Linked DNA regions of Mus musculus: region 2 is linked to region 1. The links are chromatin contacts, found by Hi-C or POLR2A ChIA-PET in ENCODE. All regions are on one chromosome and are shown on one strand. The core of a region is the stretch at or near the end of the contact, and the rest is flanking DNA. Distances in the headings are between cores, read along the strand shown. Region 1 holds the start of Haus8 (4HAUS augmin-like complex, subunit 8). Region 2 holds the start of Abhd8 (abhydrolase domain containing 8).

What was found. A loop is a pair of places that touch in the nucleus more often than their neighbours do. ChIA-PET counts read pairs that join two places held with the same protein, here RNA polymerase II (POLR2A).
Region 2: a map of heart shows a loop between it and region 1 (3-fold over the local background). The contact joins the promoter of Abhd8 here to the promoter of Haus8 in region 1. A Hi-C loop is called at or near these places in 1 of 37 maps with a recorded cell type or tissue (heart). POLR2A ChIA-PET finds 5 or more read pairs at or near these places in 1 of 5 experiments (embryonic stem cell).

What each region holds. Positions count from the first base shown.
Region 1 is chr8:71,270,296-71,274,941 of GRCm38, reverse strand. It overlaps Haus8 (4HAUS augmin-like complex, subunit 8), which reads left to right and starts at 2,352. Exons shown (of 11, transcript NM_001163042.1): 1 at 2,352-2,658. The coding sequence starts at 2,630. Myo9b (myosin IXb) reads right to left here and starts at 2,228. Exons shown (of 40, transcript NM_001142322.1): 1 at 2,113-2,228.
Region 2 is chr8:71,460,219-71,465,436 of GRCm38, reverse strand. It overlaps Abhd8 (abhydrolase domain containing 8), which reads left to right and starts at 1,780. Exons shown (of 5, transcript NM_022419.3): 1 at 1,780-1,971; 2 at 3,465-4,191. The coding sequence starts at 1,962. It overlaps Mrpl34 (mitochondrial ribosomal protein L34), which reads right to left and starts at 511. Exons shown (of 2, transcript NM_053162.2): 1 at 370-511; 2 at 1-187. The coding sequence starts at 434.

The DNA of each region.
Region 1 (4,646 bases), core at 1,103-3,602:
CTTCCCAGGAAACATAGTGGACCCCCCCACATCCCAAGTCTTGCTCTCAGTCTTCCCAATTCTGCCCCTGTGATAACTCATGTCACCTGTCATTGTGAAGGTCTGCCTAATGGGAATGCCATTCTTTCCATGTAAAGGGACAATAGCTGTTCCTCTGAGGCACAAGGAGATCTCAGCTCTGCTCTCAGGAGGCAGCCAACCACTTGGCACAACCAGCTCTTGCTTGGTTAATTTTGGACCCATTCACCACATGTTACCAGAGAGATAAGGAAAGGGAAGCCACAAGTTCATGGTCTCTTGTCAGGAAGGGAGTCAAGCCCAGGAGTCCTGAGTCCCCACCTGACCCACAAGGTACTAGCTAGACTTGAGAGAGGGTTTTACCCAAGTAGGAGGTCAAAGCCAGAGCATTGTGCTTCATGCAGGTAGCATCCTGGACACCTGACTGGAGGTGTGGCTCTATGGTGGAACACTTACCCAGTAAGCAAGCACAAGGTTCTAAGTTCCGTCCCCAGCATTTGCAGGGCAAGAGACAGAAAGTTGGAGCTGCATAAAACCAAAGGGTGTGTACCAGAAACATGAAAGTTAATAAGTGGGGTTAGCTCTGGAAAAAGGCTGACACAGGCCAATCCAAAGGAGAAATAGGCAGAGTCTTGCCCCAGGCCAGACCCCAAACAAGGCGCTTGCTTCTTCCAGGAGACCTCCACTGAGTCACAGCTCCAAGTAAGCAGGAGAAAAAGTGTGTCATGCATAGGAAAGTTCATGTCCTTCCTGGGGTCTCAGGACCAAAAAGTCTTCGATATTCCAAGGGGCATGACTTGCACCGTGTGCCCTTGGGCAAGCTAAGTTGAAAGATTTCTTCCAGAACATTCTTGAAGTGAATGGGGCAGTCATGTCTCTAAGGCTTCCTTTATATCCAGATTCCTGTACCAAATGGAGCTCTAAACCTGGCCTCCTTTCAGCAAGCACACAGCAGACAGGGAATACTGGTAAGGGGGGGGGGGGAGAAAGTGATGCCAATCAAAACCAGGCAGCTCCAAGGCCTTGTAGGAGCAGAGAGGCCGGTGACAATAACTTTATAGTTGCTCATGCCACCTCCAGCCATTCCTTGACACCTTAAGATACTGAAGTCTCAAAGACTAGACAATACCCAACAAGGTAAGGAGATACAACCTGAGGGGCTGCTAGGTGGATGTCTTAAAGTGCTGGAAAATGAGCCAAAGAGGCACAAAAGGACTCCCCTATAAAGCCTTGGGAGTTAGGGTCCCTAGAAAAAGAAGGGAGGGTTTGTTGGCAGCTGTGACTCCACGGGGCTGAGATCTCTGCCACCGCTGAGGTATACATTTCCTGTAAGTCATTTAAAAACAAAAAACAAAAAACAAAAAAACGTTTAAGTCCAAGGATGTGACTCTCTTGAGAGAGTGGCTTCCACCCTACCGGCTCCCTTTCTTCTGAAACGCAGTTCGGGTGTCAGAACCCCACCCCCACCCCGCAACCTCCTCTAGAGTCCAGCTACTCTTTTCTTGAGCAGAAAGTGATGTGCCTATCAAAGCAGAGAGAGAACCCAGAGGGCGCTGGGACTCGCCCTGGCGGATCACCCAGCTGTCCGGGAGTGAAGTCAGGAAGAAGATGAATCAAGAGGGGAAGGCGGGGGCGAGTCTCCAGAGGCTGCACCCCGTCATCTCCCTTTCCTCCTCCTCTCCACTCCTCCGGCCCTCTGAGGAACTGTTTTTGCGTGTCTTTCCAGGCCCACTCTTTTAGACGTTCCAGCCCCAACAGTGGGTTGCCACAGACCGTTTCCCATTCTCTGAGAGCCCGGCGCCTCTCTGACACCCTAGGGCTCAGACCGCGAGTGCAGAAGTCCCTTTCCCTAGCACGGCCCCTCGGCTCCGCCTTCCTGGCCTCCCCCGTTTCCTGAGATCCCCCCAGATGCCACCTTAGCCACGTCCTCTCCTCAGCCGCCGCTGAAAGACGCGGTAAGCCCGCCAGTCTCAACCCCCTCAGCGTCCACGCGTCCCCCAGGCCGCATCCTGCCCTCACGTCCCACGACTTCAGGAGCAACCCGGTGCACAACCCCGGCTCGGGTCTCCACTCACGGCCGCCGCGAGAACTTACCTGGACCTCGGGCCGCTGCGCGCCACCGGTCCCCGGCCAGCCTGCCCGCTGCTCCCGGCCGCCCCGCCCCGAAGCGACCAGCCTCGCCCGCCGCTGCACCGTGCGATTTCACTTCCGGGTTCCGGAGGCGCTGAGTGGGCGGGCGCCAACTCGTCGGAGAGGCGGGGCGACTCGAGGTCCCGCCCCATCTAAAGGCGCGCAGCGAACGCCCTCTGCGGTTGGTGCATTCCAGATGCTAAGTGTTCCACAGCTGAGAGGGGCGGGCGCTATGATAGTCACGCCCCTCCCCAGCAGTATTTTAGCCCGCTCAGGTTGGTGCCGGAAGCCCACACGTCTGAGGGACACCTTGGAGCCACGCCCTTTTTCGGCGCTCTTGGCCAGGCTGAACGAACTGTAGCAAGCTTGGAGCCCGCCCCGCGGCTCGCGTGAAGAGAGCACCCTCCGGCTTCCAGCACTACTCCCTGCCTCCTAGCGGGCGGGACCCTGAGACGCTTGCCTTTGAGTGGAAGGCGGGAGAATGGCGGATTCCTCAGAACGGGACGCAGGGTGAGTTGGGATCTCAGAAGGGCGGAATTTAGGGGCTCCTGTGGGTTGGCCAAAGACCAGATCCTGGGCTCACAGGCAGCGGAGCTGGAGAACTGGGATCTTATGAGCCAATGCCCGAATCTCTCCCAGACCAGAAGCCCAGGCTCTGAGCCGCTTCGGTGCGTGCTGGGGAGCTGGGGTCCCAGATGCAGTTCAGAATTGGGGTTGTGCGTGGACTTTGGTGGACATTCTCTCTTTTTCCCCTTGGAGACAGTGGTGTTTTTTGTTTTTTGTTTTGTGTGTGTGTGTGTGTGTGTGTGTGTGTGTGTGTGTGTGTGTATGTGTGTAGCTGATCCGGAGCTCTGTAGACCAGTCTGGCCTTGAATTCACAGAAATCTGCCTGCCAAGTGCTGGGTTCAAAGGCATGTGCCACCACCACCTAGCCTTCCTTTTTTTAAAGGAAAAACGTGACCCTACATGGTAGCACGACTTTAGTCCCAGCACAGACCTTTTCCTAGGCCTCAGGAGCTCTAGGGTTGCTTGTCGCACTCCCCTTTAGCCCTGACTCACTACACCCATGGGTGTTTGCTTAAGAGTCTGAAGGATGAGGGTCACGGGCTATTGTGACTGTATACAGCAAAGGACACTCTGTGAAGGTCAAGTGGGTGAAACAAAGGCTCTTGCCACCAAGCCTCATGATCTTATTTTGATCCATGGGTTTCATATGGTGAAAGTAGATAACTGATGTACTGGCCAGTTTTGTGTCAACTTGACACAGGCTGGAGTTATCACAGAGAAAGGAGCTTCAGTTAGGGAAATGCCTCCATGAGATCCAGCTGTAAGGCATTTTCTCAATTAGGGTCAAGGGAGGAGGTCCCCTTGTGGGTGGTGCCATCTCTGGGATGGTAGTCTTGGGTTCTATAAGAGAGCAGGCTGAGCAAGCCAGGGGAAGCAAGCCAGTAAGGAACATCCCTCCGTGGCCTCTGCATCAGTTCCTGCTTCCTGACCTGCTTGAGTTCCAGTCCTGACTTCCTTTGGTGATGAACAGCAATGTGGAAGAGTAAGCTGAATAAACCCTTTCCTCCCCAACTTGCTTCTTGGTCATGATGTTTGTGCAGGAATAGAAACCCTGACTAAGACAATTGACTACGCATTTTGTCCTCTGCCCTCCATGTGCACATCATGGCACACGAGCACTACAAACTACATAAAATGTAAAATGCTGAAATGCTAAGAGAAGAGGCCTATGGTAGGAGCCTCCTACACCTGAGACTCCCAGCCCTGAAAGGCAGGGGGTAGAGAGTAGGGATGCACAGTGGGCACAGGACAGGACAAGGCCATGTTACTGAAGCCTCTGTGAGTGGTGGGCAGGCTTTGGGGCACCATGAGGGACAACAGATGCACCTGCACTTTGTAGAACTACAGGGCCCCATGTTCTCCCATAGGCCCATGATTTGCCCCCAGAGCAGGGAGAAGCCCCCAGCTCCCAGCCCTGCTTTTGACTTGCAGGTGTGTCCAGAAGAGGTTGGGATCCCCTGGAGCTGGAGTTACAGGTGGTTGTGAGCCACCTCACCTGGGTGCTGGAGACTGAACTCAAGTCCTCTGTAAGAGCAGCAGACACTCTTAACCTATGAGCTGTCTGGCACAGCCAGGGCTGTGAAGTGAGATTTATTTGCTCTCTGAACAATCCCAACAACCTGAGTTTAGGTCCCCAGAAGCCACATAAAGACTGGATGCAGTAGTGTCTGTCTGTAATCCAGCACTTCCCACAGGGAGATGGGAGGCTAAAGCAGCACAGTCTCTAGGAGTAGGAGGCAGAGCTAGCAGGGCAAACAGAGCCATGGCTAAGAAAGGTAGAAGGTGAGAACCTTCGCTGAGGTTGTCCCTGACCTTTACACAGGCACCATGGTACACACAGTGGCACAGAAGCACCTGTACTCATACAAACACCATTCAGACTTACATGAAATAAAGTAATAAAAACAAAAGATTTGAAAATACAACTATTT
Region 2 (5,218 bases), core at 531-3,030, 190 kb before region 1:
CAGCATGCGACGGAGGATGACCTGCACGCCGGCAGGCGTGCTCAGCCGACGGACCCAGCCGTGCTTGTGCTTGCGCTTGATGTTGCTCGGCTGATACTCGTTTCCGCGCGCGCGGCCGCGAGCCTGCTGCAGGGAGAGGAGAGGCCAGGAGTCCGGGAGCCCCATCCAGACTCTGGACTGGAGATACCTGTGGGACCAGAGGAACCGTGAATCTCAGAGAATGTACGCTGTATGACTTTCTGAGCCGCCTTTGTAATGGGCAGGGCAACAAAAGAGCTTGTTTACAAAAGGCGCTACATAAGTACGCATGGTAGTCTATAGAGACCACCCTTGTTTCCATTCTGGAGCAGGGTATCTCTGAACACTCACCTGCCACTCAATAGGGCCACCGATCTGCAGGCCTGGCACCCAAAGCACCGGGCTAGGAAAGCCATATCCAGCGGCGGGTCAATGGTCCGGTCGTCCGGGTCAATGCCAGTTCCTACACTCTGGGCTCCTTGACAATGCCTTCTGGGAAATGTAGTTCTTGTTGCCGCGGGGCCTTCCGGGAGCTGTAGTTCCACACCTGCAGGTGACGATAGTGGGGTGGGGGTTGGGGGATGTCTGTCCTCAGTGGCATGTAGTTCTCCAAAATGACCAGGAGAGGGCGAACGAATGTAAACTCCTGCGTGTGCGTATGACATTCTGTCCCCCTGGCCTTCTGGGAGTTGTAGTTCTTCGCCTCGGCCACTGGTAGAGGGCGCCCCAGAGTGGTGGTGACGACTCTGGCAGCAGTCTGGAGAACTGGCTGCTGGCCTTTTCACCCGCCCTCATTGAAGACGGGCAGCTGGCACGCAGCGGGCTGGCAGCTTCTTGGCGCCCGCAGCCAAGACTTCTCTTGGCGCGCGGCCCGGATGTCCTTGAGTTCCAGCTCTTCATAATCTCGAAAACTCGTGCGTTGTGAATTTGCTCTGGTTAGTTTAATCCTTCAGGCTGGCCTGGGGGAATTTTCTTCCCGCAGCTCAGATCTGGACTCCTGTTCACACACCTTCCATAGCTCTCCACTGTTTAAAGAAGATGTCCAGACAGCCGTGCCAGCAGCCACAGGAAGCCGTACACACCAGCATTTCTGAAGTTCATGGTCCTTACCATGAACTAAATGGTAAAATGGCTAGTTGTGCCTACAAATAATTGAGGCGATGTGTTGAGTACTTATTGTATGTAGAAGGTGTGTAGAAGGGATGGCGACAAGTGTTTGGGCTGCACCTTGAGCCCATGAGCGAACAGCGCGCCAGGGTGGGAAGGTTAGCCTGGGGCTCAGTCTTGGTGTAGCAGAGACCCCATCACTAGGATGCAATTCCCATTCGCTAGTTCTGCAGCAGCTCTGACACTTCTGACACAGCCTCTGGTTCAAATGCCTGCCTTGATGTTTTGTCTGTTTCCCGACCTGAAAGTGTAGAGATTTGGAAGTGTGCAGAACGAGAAGGTCAAGAGACAGAGGGCATACCGCCTTGCGGGAGGCAGAAGCTGGCTGAGGAGACCCTGTCCCAGACAGAGCACATCCACCACACCCCCAAGCTACTCGCTGTCCCTCGACTGCAAGCCCTTCTCGGTCCAGGCTCTAGCCCATCCCTCCCTCATTCCCCCCAAACTCTTCACAGGGGTGGGGCTGCTGCTTGCAGACCGCGCGCTGATCCTGGGAAGAGAAGCCTCTGGTTGGACGGTTATCTAGGCCAGACGGCTCGCCGCTGCCATAGGCCGAGATGCCTGCCCATCTGCTCCAGGCCCCGCCCACGCTGGGTGGGACTTACAGGGCCGGTTTGCTACGCGGCTGCGGGATGCCCCTGCGTTGACCGTCCGGGCCCGCGCCTGTCCGCGCTAATGCGGCCAACCCCGCACCACCATGTAAGCGGCACCTGCAGGTGGACGCTGGCTTCTCCGCCCGGGACCCCTGCGTCCTGCCTCGGGCCCCGGGCCCCTCGATGACCTCAGGTGAGCTGGCTCTGTTCCCCGAGAGAGGAGTCACCAGGCTGCCAGGCCTCCACTGAGGGGTGGGGGGTGTCGCTGCCGGGGGTGGATAACCGCCAAGCTCCGCATTCGTACTGCTAGGATGCTGCGGAACCCCGGTAGCCTTGACCCCACCGCGGGGGTGACGAACTCCAGGGAAAAGCGGGTCGGGCTGGGAAACAGGACTGGCGCTGCGCTTTAGAGAAGCCGCCACAGTCGGGGTTCCACAGCCTTAGAAATGAGGAGCAAGGCCTGCTTTCCCCTCAAGTGCATCCGGGGCTATCACGAGCGGGGTATTTAATGACCATCACTCCAGCGGCGCCCAGGCCGTGATGGAAAAACGAAGCTGGCCCCATCCCTATGCCTCAGACAATGGGGGTGTGCTGCTCCGGTATCCCCTGGAGTTATGTAACCGCCTGTGGTTGTCATGGACACCGGGGGGGGTGGCCAAGGGAACCGGATGGAGGCCCAGAGCCCCCAGTCAGGTTCTGCCTTTATCTTCCTGGCTGCCACTAGGGTTGTGTACCCTTTGAACACAGGATGCTGAGGGCAGCAACCTCCATCAGTTCTCGATACTGTGCAAGTCAGCTCTAGCTCTCTTCTGAACCTGGAGCCGGATACAACCCGAGTTCTAGTGGCCAACATCCTTCCCCCGCCTCATTCGTCACTAGTCAGATTAACACTAGAGGCCTGAGCTAAGAACTTTGACATTTTAGAATAAGAGCCAGGCTTTATGGGCTGTCATCTCACCACCCAGGAGCTTGGGCACAAGGTTGAGGCCAGCATGGACTACAGAATGAAACCCCGTGTAAAAGGTTGGCAGTGATCGGGGTTCACACTAGTCATTCTAGTACTGGCAGAGGTGGAGGCAGGAGGATTGCAAGGAGTTTGAGACCAGTGTACAGCCCAGGACGACAGAATGAGACCTTGTTTCAAAAACAAACCAATGGCATCATGTTGATGCACATCTGTCACCCCAACACTTGGGAAGGTAGAGGCAGGAGGACTGTGGGAGTTCGAGGTTCCCTTTGGTCTTAGGAACACCTGTATGCTCAACCTGCTACAACTCCGGAGGTGGAAGGCAGAGCAAGGTCAGTCTGGGCAGCATGAGGATTTCCAAGCCAGCCTGGGCTACATGAGTTTCTTTCTCAAAAGTAAGCATGCAAACCAGCTTGCATCCATGCTTGCATAAATCAGTGTGTGGATGAATTTGTACATAAAGATACGGATTTGTGAATAAATGATAAACTCCAGCTGGTGGGGCAAGGGTCTCCTTGCAATGGGCTCTTGCTTTAATGTTTTCTCCTTCTGGAAGCCCCCCTCCCCCATGCTCTCTTCAGTATTGTACTAAGGGACACCCTGAGAACTTGTCTGGCATTGGGGTGTCTGGGGAAACCTGGAAGGGGCTTCCAGGTCCTGCTTACCCGATGCAAGACCAGAGCCACCAACACTGAGCTAGCCACTGTTCCTCTCTCCAGAACACACCATGCTGACTGGGGTGACAGATGGCTTTTTCTGCTGCCTGCTGGGGACTCCCCCTAACGCCGTGCGGCCACTGGAGAGTGTCGAGTCCAGTGACGGCTACACATTCGTGGAGGTCAAGCCAGGCCGGGTGCTGCGGGTAAAGCATGCGGGGCCCGCGCCCATCCCCACGCCGCCACCACCACCTCCTGAAGATGATCCAGGGGTCAAGACGGGCCTTGTGCGCTGCCAGCGCCGTATCACAGTGTACCGCAACGGGAGGCTGGTGGTGGAGAACCTGGGCCGAGCGCCTCGTGCCGACCTGCAAGGCCGCAGTGGCTCCGGGGACCCGCCTGCTGCACTCGAGGTTGAGCTGGCTGAGCCCGCAGGAGGAGACACCCGGGCCAACCCAGGCAGCGGGCGACGGCGCCGCCCACGGCGTCCGAAGAGGACCATCCACATCGACTGTGAGCAGCGCATCACCAGCTGCAAGGGTGCGCAGGCTGATGTGGTGCTGTTCTTCATTCACGGAGTCGGTGGCTCACTCGCCATCTGGAAGGAGCAGCTAGACTTCTTTGTGCGACTCGGCTATGAGGTGGTGGCACCTGACCTGGCGGGCCATGGAGCCAGCTCTGCGCCGCAGGTGGCAGCTGCCTACACCTTTTACGCATTGGCAGAGGATATGAGGGCCATCTTCACACGCTATGCCAAGAAGCGCAATGTGCTCATCGGCCATTCTTACGGGTAAGATCCGAGTGGGATGCTCACAAACCATTCCCTTCCCCCTGGAGCTAGGTTGAGACAGGGCTTTGTGTACCCCAGGCTAGCCTCAAAAATCATTATGTAGCTGAGGCTGAACTTGAACACCTGGTCCTCCTGCATTTACATCCCAAAGACTAGAATAAAAGCCTTCTATGCTACCCCACGCAACAACTTCTTTACTTGGAAAATGAGATTGGGCTGGGCGTGTGGCTCAAAGCCCCACTGAGGGAGCTGGAGGCATAGTCAGGGTGAAACCTTGCCTAGAATCCTTTAGTGAAGGACAGGAGGCGTGGCTCAGTGTGGAGCCCTGCCTAGAATCCTTCAGTGAGGGGCTGGGAGTAGCTTGACACTAGAGCTCTGACCTAGTCATTAGTATCTGGTCACCTGTGGTAGCAAGTGTGTCATCACCATACTTAGGAGGCTGACATTGGAAGATAGCTCAAAATGTAAGGCGGGCCCCGGCTATGAAGTCGTTTCCAAACCAGGGCTACACTTATAGCAAAAACCTATGTTAAAAACAACAACAACTACAACAACTACAGCAACAACCAAAAAACAAACTACAGGGTATGGGCATGATACCCCAGAACTTCCAAGACCAAGGCAGGAGGATTGCTATGAATTTAAGACCAGTCAGAGCTATAGGATGAGACTTTGTCTCAAAAATCAATAAACAGCATTGAAAGCCAGGCATGGCAGCCCTCATCTACCGCCCCACCCTTGGGAGGCAGAGACAGAATCAGATGTAATGGTCACTCTCAGCTACACAGCTCCCAGACAAGTTTAACATACATGAGGACCCACATCCCTCAACACCGAAGCTGGGAAATCTCTCGGGGGTAGAGATGTGTACCTGGTATGCACAAGGCCTGGCTTCAATCCCTTGCATCTCAAAAAAAAAGTCAATAAACAGAATATTTTCTATCCTTAAACATTTAAAATTAATTTTGTTTTTGTTTTTACTTTTTTTTTTTTTCGGTTTTTCAAGACAGGGTTTCTCTGTGTAGCC